Linked DNA regions of Homo sapiens: region 2 is linked to region 1. A link is a contact called in ENCODE Hi-C data. All regions are on one chromosome and are shown on one strand. Each heading gives the region's core, a stretch centred on a gene start or an enhancer-like site at or near the end of the contact. The rest is flanking DNA. Distances are from core to core; before and after follow the strand shown.

Region 1 (3,391 bases), core at 323-2,822:
GGAGGTGTCACACACTTTTAAATGACCAGATCTGGTAAGAACTCACTATCACATAGACAGCATCAAGCCTTGAGGGATCTTCCCCCATGATCCAGACACCTCCCACCAGGCCCCACCTCCAGCATTGGGGATTACAATTCAACATGAGATTTGGGCAGGGGCAAATATCCAAACTATATCACAAGTCTTTGTTGAAGAAACAGTATTTCCACCTGGCTGCCATGTGCTGCAGCTATGGCACTCTGTGCCTTTTATTTCTTGTTTGTTTGTTTGTTTGTTTGTTTTAGAAACAGGGTCTTGTTCTGTCACCCAGGTTGGAGGGCAGTGGCATGATTATAGCTCCTGGCAGCTTTGAACTCCTGGCCTCAAGCAATTTTCCCACCTCAGCCTCCCAAGTATTTAATACTATGAGGCACATGTCACCATGCCTAGCTAATTTTTTAAAAATTGTTTTTTGTAGAGATGTTATCTTGCTATGTTGGCCAGGCTGGTCTCAAACACCTGGCCTCAAGTGATCCTCCTGCCTTGGCCTCCTAGAGTGCTGGGATTACAAGAGTGAGGCACTGTGCCTGGCCCCGATACCTTTTAGATAGGTCATAATCTCTCCAGGTCAACCCTGCCTGGAGAGACACTTTCCCCAGTTCCTCGTTTTTCTTCATGGCAACTTTTCAGGCTCTCAGAGCCCTGGTAAGTAGATGAACTGAACTCGCCTTTTTGTTATCTATCCTCCATGTCTGTCTCCTGCACACTTGCTTTGGTGCCCTCTCCAGAGCATCATGTCATAATGTCTCCTCTTGGATGAATGATTTGTAATGTATTCTTCCTTTAAGTTCTTGACTCACACAGGGCAAAGATACTGAATTGTTAGTTTGAGTTATGTTGCCCACTCATTCTAAGATCCCTATTGAAACACTGATATGGAAAAATACTTGTGTAGGAGTCAGGAGCTAGCCTGTTTCTGCTACTTACTGCTATATTGATACTGAACAAGTCACTTAACCTCTCTGAATCTTAGTTTTCCACATTTGTAAAATCATACAATTTGGAGATTGGACCAAATGTCTTTTGAAGATGCGAAGACAGCATCAGCCACCATTACTCATTCACTTCACAAGCTCTATTTATAGAGTGTTTGCTTACTCTGTGCCAGGCACCCTTGAGTGGAGAAGAGATAATGAAAAGGCAAGTTCAGTTCATCTACTTACCAGGGCTCTGAGAGCTTTAAAAGTTGTCATGAAGGAAAGTGAGGAACTGGATCTCCACACATCTCTATTTGCCCAAACAACCTGAGTTGTGCTTGATGTTCAGGCATGATTATTAACCACAATAGTTTCACTCCAAAGTGTTCTGGTTTGGTTAAGAGATCCAAACTCTGTAGTTAGGAAAGGATGGCACTGTGAGGTTTCTGTAAGAAAGGGGACTCCATAGGATGCCACAGCTAGGTGAGTCCTAGACGTTTAGCATGATGGGTAGTACAGAGGGGAGAAAAGCTGTGCCTGCATTGATTATTCACGTGTTTTCATGGGCCAGTTGCCGGCCCCATCCCCTCTGCTTTGCAACATCTCAGAGAAGTCCTGCTAAGCATGTCCCAACTCCAGGCAGCTCCTCCACACAGGGCAGAGTGAATTTGGCCAGACTTGGGGGACTCTTCACATACTTTGTCAGCTCCAACTTCAGCAGCCCTAACAGCACAAGTTCTAGTGATTGTTTTCTGTTTCTAGTCCTTTGTTTCTGTCCTTTTTCATCTTGAATCTTGTATGTTTCCAGGCCTCTGTCTAAGATTCTGCTGCTGAAATTCTCCTGCCTTTCCTTTTTAAGTTTCTTTTTTGTTTTTTAAATCCCTGGTGACCCAGCACTTCACGGGCCACACTCATGCCTGCTGCTGCCATCTAGTGGAGGTACCACAATGTCATGATTGCCTTTATCTGATCAAAACTGGGCTAGGTTATAATTTACTTAAAGGAATTATTCAGACACTGCTTCTGGTTTGAGGGAGGGCGATTGAAGAGTGAAGATGTTTTTACAAAGTATACAGCACTTGATCTCCATTGAAATAGGTTTTTTTTTTTTTTCTGAAAATGGATTATAGAAGCTAACCCTAAAAACACCAATGTACCGGTTCCTTACTTATAGAAGCCAAATAATAGTGGTTTGAAGAGTGAATAACCCAAGGATCTGAAAGAAGAAAGAATAACCATTCACACCCTGTTCAAGCAGAGTTATATTTCTCTATTCAAATCAAGTGTGTGACATCTTGCTTCTTTCCACATGAAGAAGAGATTTTCCAAAATGACACCAGGTTGATCAGCATACTCGATATGTCTGACTTCCTAGCCTGACCTGCAGTAGTTACGCAATCTCTTTCTCTTAATAATGACTTCGAAATTTCACATTGAGAATATAAATTCCATTCTTGCACTTGCAATTGCGTATTTAAAACAACAACCTACCATCTTTCTAATAATGTTGAAGAAGAGATATTTGCTTTCTTCATATCTCTTTGTCTTCCTTGTTCCTCCTTTTTCCAAAAATAGGCATCTATCCTGTCTCCTTTTCCCTATTTCTGGTTCATTCTGATGATTTTTTTTCTCCAGATTTCTTCCTACAAAACCTTCTGTTCACCATAAAGACTCTCAGTGGTTCTCATCTACTTAAGTATTTCAAAGGGATTGAATTTATTTTTCAATTTTTGAGAAAATTTGTTCCTTGTAATGATCTCAATATATTGGTATTCCTCAATATGAATAACAATTGCCAATTAATAATATAAACAAAGCAATATCTATATTATGATGGCTATAGCATTATTATTCCAACCTCCTGAGGGTTTATCTGGAAGGCTAAGATGAATATTTTTAGGACATAGTTCGCAGAGGTCACTGGAATATTTCATCTTCTGTGATTATTTTTTATTTAAAATATGTTGGCCAAAAGCAGATTTTAGAAATAAATGAATAGTAGTTTTACTTAGGGTAAAAATAGGGCATAAATTGAACTATGATCATCATATTAAATTATACTACCATATTATGTTTGCTACATTTGGAGCTGTGTCATGTTTAATATTCCTATGCTGCAATTGTCCTGAGACCATGCTTTCCAAAAATAATACAAAGACTCTTCTGTGCCTTTTGGACTATTATGGTACCTAAATTGAAATATCAAATTGCAGATATTTGAGACTCTGGCATTTTATTGTTGGAAAATACCTAAGATAAAACATACTCTGCTCCCTCTTAATTTTAACATAAAAGAATCTGAAGCCCAGAAAGCAAACTGTTATCCAGGGGTCACATAGCTATCTTTAAACCAGAGTTGAGTCCAGTTCTCTTTGGACCATTCTAGAGTATCATTCATTTTATTTATATATACATGGATATCTATATTAATG
Region 2 (3,391 bases), core at 541-3,040, 790 kb after region 1:
TGAAAAGATTTCTATAAATCTTATATTTCTAAAGTTACATGAATTCAATACCACTTACCTGAACATTGGTAGTGTGTTTTAATGCAAATTAACTTTTTTATTAGGTGTTAAAACATTTTTATTACTGTTGTTAAAAGAAAAACTTTAGACAAATTTAACAGAATTTAATTGAGCCAAGAAAGACTTGCAAATCGGGCACCCCCCAGAACTAGAATAAATTCAGAGCAACTCTGGGGCTGCCACATGGTCGGATAACATTTATGGACTGAAAAAGGAAAATGAAGTACAAAAAAACAGTAGTGAGGTACAGAAACAGCTGGATTGGTTACAGCTCAGCATCTGCTTTAGTCAGAGAAGGTTTGAGCAATCGGCCACCAGTGATTGGCCTAAGCGCTCTGACTGATAGAAAAGTAGGTTACAGTCTGTTTACACCTCATTAGGTTACAGTTCACTGTATGGAGAAACCTTTAGGGTGAACTTAAAATAGGAAAGGAGGCAGCTTTAGGCTAACCTTAATTTAACACTGGTAATTCACTTGCCTCCTAAACTGTTAATGTAACTACCATCACAAACTTTAACACCTCCAAGAAGAGAATTTTTCTTCCCTGTTCCTTGATTTTTTAAAAAAGAGAGAATTAAAAAGATAACATATACTTTCTCATCTCATATACTGTAGCTTTTCTATCTTTTCATCCATATGGCTGTTGGGGGGAGAGGGGTGGTGTAGGGGAGAGAGAGAGAGAGAGATTAAAAAAAAAGAGAAATACTAGTTACAAGGCAGAATTATCTTTCTGATTGCATGAAACCCATAGATCATTTTCTCTCCAACAGAAATCTTTTCAGTAACCTCAATCCACGTTTTGGCTTCATTTTTTATTATGCTTTAACTGGATTATGGAATAAAACCAAGTTTCGATTTGGTTTCTGTTAGATATTGTTTTTCGCAAAGGGATTGTAGCTTTTTCCTATTAAAAAGTCAAATTTACCTTCAGTGAAAACACTAAAAGAAAATTGAACAGGAATTTCAACATAGAGTGATTTTGTCATAACAAGTTAGATATACATGGGAAAGTTCAGCAACTCTCAAAGTGCTTTATATCAGTGGTCCTGATAACCACTGCGTACATGAATGTTTACACACTAAGAAATTGACTTTTGCACTTAAAGCAAATAAACTTTCAAGTAGTTATATATTAATTCGGCTCTGAATATAAGTCAGTCACTATGTTATGACACAAAGAAATAGAAGTTTAGTCCTGGCCTTAAAACTTAAAAGTATAATAAAAAAAATAAAAATAAAAATAAAACTCTTACAAAACAGGAAAAAATGAAAAAAAGAAGTTCAGTTGACTTTTGATAGCTTTACAAACTGAGTTGGCAACAAATGTGTTCAAATGTGAAGAAAATCAGGAAACATCTCACCTGAATCTGTTTGGTAAAAAATTTGTTATGGGTTTATTTAAGACTCGTCATGGAAACGTCATACCTTATTTATGACACTATGTCCTAACATGCAGACTCAATGCAAATCTTAGCTTCTTTTTAGTGAAGCTCAAGGAAAAAGTCTTGGTGACCAACATAAGGAAGAGTCCATTTTAACATAGCAGCAATGCATTCATGAAATCCTAGCTGGAACCAGTTCAGACAGGGACATAGGATGTGCTTTGTTGCTCATTAGGGAAAAAAGAGCCATTTATCTCACTGGACTTGTGGGGATTGGGAGCAGGAAGCTGGGTTCAACTAAGTAGCTTAGTAGAGCCATCCGGCTTCCAGGAATGGGATAGTCACTACAGAGATGGAGCAGGACTCTGACTCAGCAGTGGGAGAGACTGGAAGAGAGGCAGTGGCTACTGTGAAAGAACACACCAACCACAGAGCAGAGACAAATCCTTTAGGTAGCTGTCTTTTGAAATTCACTTTGTATTCTACCTCTATGTAAATGTAAATGTTAAGTGCCTCCATTATAAATAACTTATAAATAATACTAACGTAACACATCCTTGATATTTACAAATAACACTGCCTAGAAATCTTAAAAGGAAAACCAAACATACATTTAATACATCTACAAGAAATACCTTTTTAGAAAATAAAATGTATATGTTTCAAAATTTGATGAGCATTTACGATGTGGAATAAGCCTACTTTTTTCACAGTCTGGCAAATGGGAGAGTCCTCATTTACAGATCCCATCCAATATGTCAGCCATTCTCCTGGGTTATTAAGACACTGAGATGAATATACACCCTCCCCAAACTCTAGGATCCCCTACTCTACAAAGGAGTGTGAATACATAAGTATCCAACTTGCTGACACCCAAAAGTGCAACAGTAGCATAGAGGAAGTAAGGGTTCTGCTTGGAAGAAAAGAAAGTAATAAGATTTCAGATTACCCACCAGGATATAACTTGGGTGCACATCTCTCACTGTTCTCATTTAGCCCAAAATCCACAGCAGCATGAAAATATGCAAACAGAGAACAGTATGCTGGTGTCATTTAGATGCACAAACTTTGATATCACACATACAGTGACATCTAAGGAATCATCACCGCACTAACATTCAATTTCCTTACCTATAAGATGGAGGTCATAGATAAACACATCTCAGACTTTGGAGCGAGATTGAGAGTATGTATGTATAGCACTTTGTGTAGTAGCTAGCATGCAGTAAGTACAATTACTCTTGGAAATTATTTTTATTTTCTAAAGAAATAGTAGCTATGGCTTCACAAACAAACCATTTAAGGATTCTTTAATAGCCCTATGAGACTAGAGCATGAAGTTTGAAAGGAGTGGCTGTGAAGAAAGAGGCCAGATAAAGATTACACAGCGAAGTTCCATTAATGCCCCCCAAAGGAATTCCAACTTGATACAAATGTAATGAGGAAAGCCCAGCTAACATGACTATGTGCTTTGGAAAGTTAAATCTAGAGACAATAGGAAGAAGATATGGAGCAGGTAACCAATCAGGAGGCCTTTCACTGAGGGAACAGTTTCTGCTATGAAAGCAGTAGGCCGGTTTTATAATTTGTGGGTCATTTTGAATATTGTCACGGTTATTTATTATGTAACTTTAATATGCATTTTAAGAGTTTCTGCAATAATTCACATGATTTTTTATGTTAAAATAATGATAAAAGTTTTTTCAAAAAAAAAAAAAAATGCCAGCATGAAGATGCCATTTTGGAGAGATGTATTATTCTAAATACAAAGTCTATTTTGGGCCAGGCATGGTGGCTCATGCCTGTAATCCCTACACTTTGGGAGGTGGAGGCAGGCAGATCACCTGAGGTCAGGAGTTTGAGACCAGCCTGGCCAATGTGGTGAAACCCCATCTCTACTAAAATACAAAAATTAGCCGGGCATGGTGGTGGGCACCTGTAATCCCAG

Evidence for each region. A loop is a pair of places that touch in the nucleus more often than their neighbours do. Pooled maps may share reads with other maps.
Region 2: a loop to region 1 is called in a map of IMR-90, with 9 times the contacts of the local background. The contact joins two enhancer-like sites. A Hi-C loop is called at or near these places in 6 of 168 maps with a recorded cell type or tissue (IMR-90, PC-3, endothelial cell of umbilical vein and 3 more) and 17 of 50 pooled maps.

What each region holds. Positions count from the first base shown.
Region 1 is chr10:51,420,904-51,424,294 of GRCh38, forward strand. The region is part of intron 2 of PRKG1 (protein kinase cGMP-dependent 1); the gene reads left to right. Among named protein-coding and RNA genes, the nearest start is that of MIR605, 120 kb to the left of the region's middle. Within about 2 kb of position 1,573, at least 9 of the 41 ENCODE cell types and tissues checked have a DNase peak (open chromatin) inside an H3K27ac peak, as active enhancers do.
Region 2 is chr10:52,211,890-52,215,280 of GRCh38, forward strand. All of the region lies in intron 9 of PRKG1 (protein kinase cGMP-dependent 1), which reads left to right. All of the region lies in intron 1 of LOC124902425 (a long non-coding RNA gene), which reads right to left. Among named protein-coding and RNA genes, the nearest start is that of PRKG1-AS1, 100 kb to the right of the region's middle. RefSeq lists an enhancer at 1,451-1,952 and a silencer at 1,580-1,874. Within about 2 kb of position 1,791, at least 4 of the 41 ENCODE cell types and tissues checked have a DNase peak (open chromatin) inside an H3K27ac peak, as active enhancers do.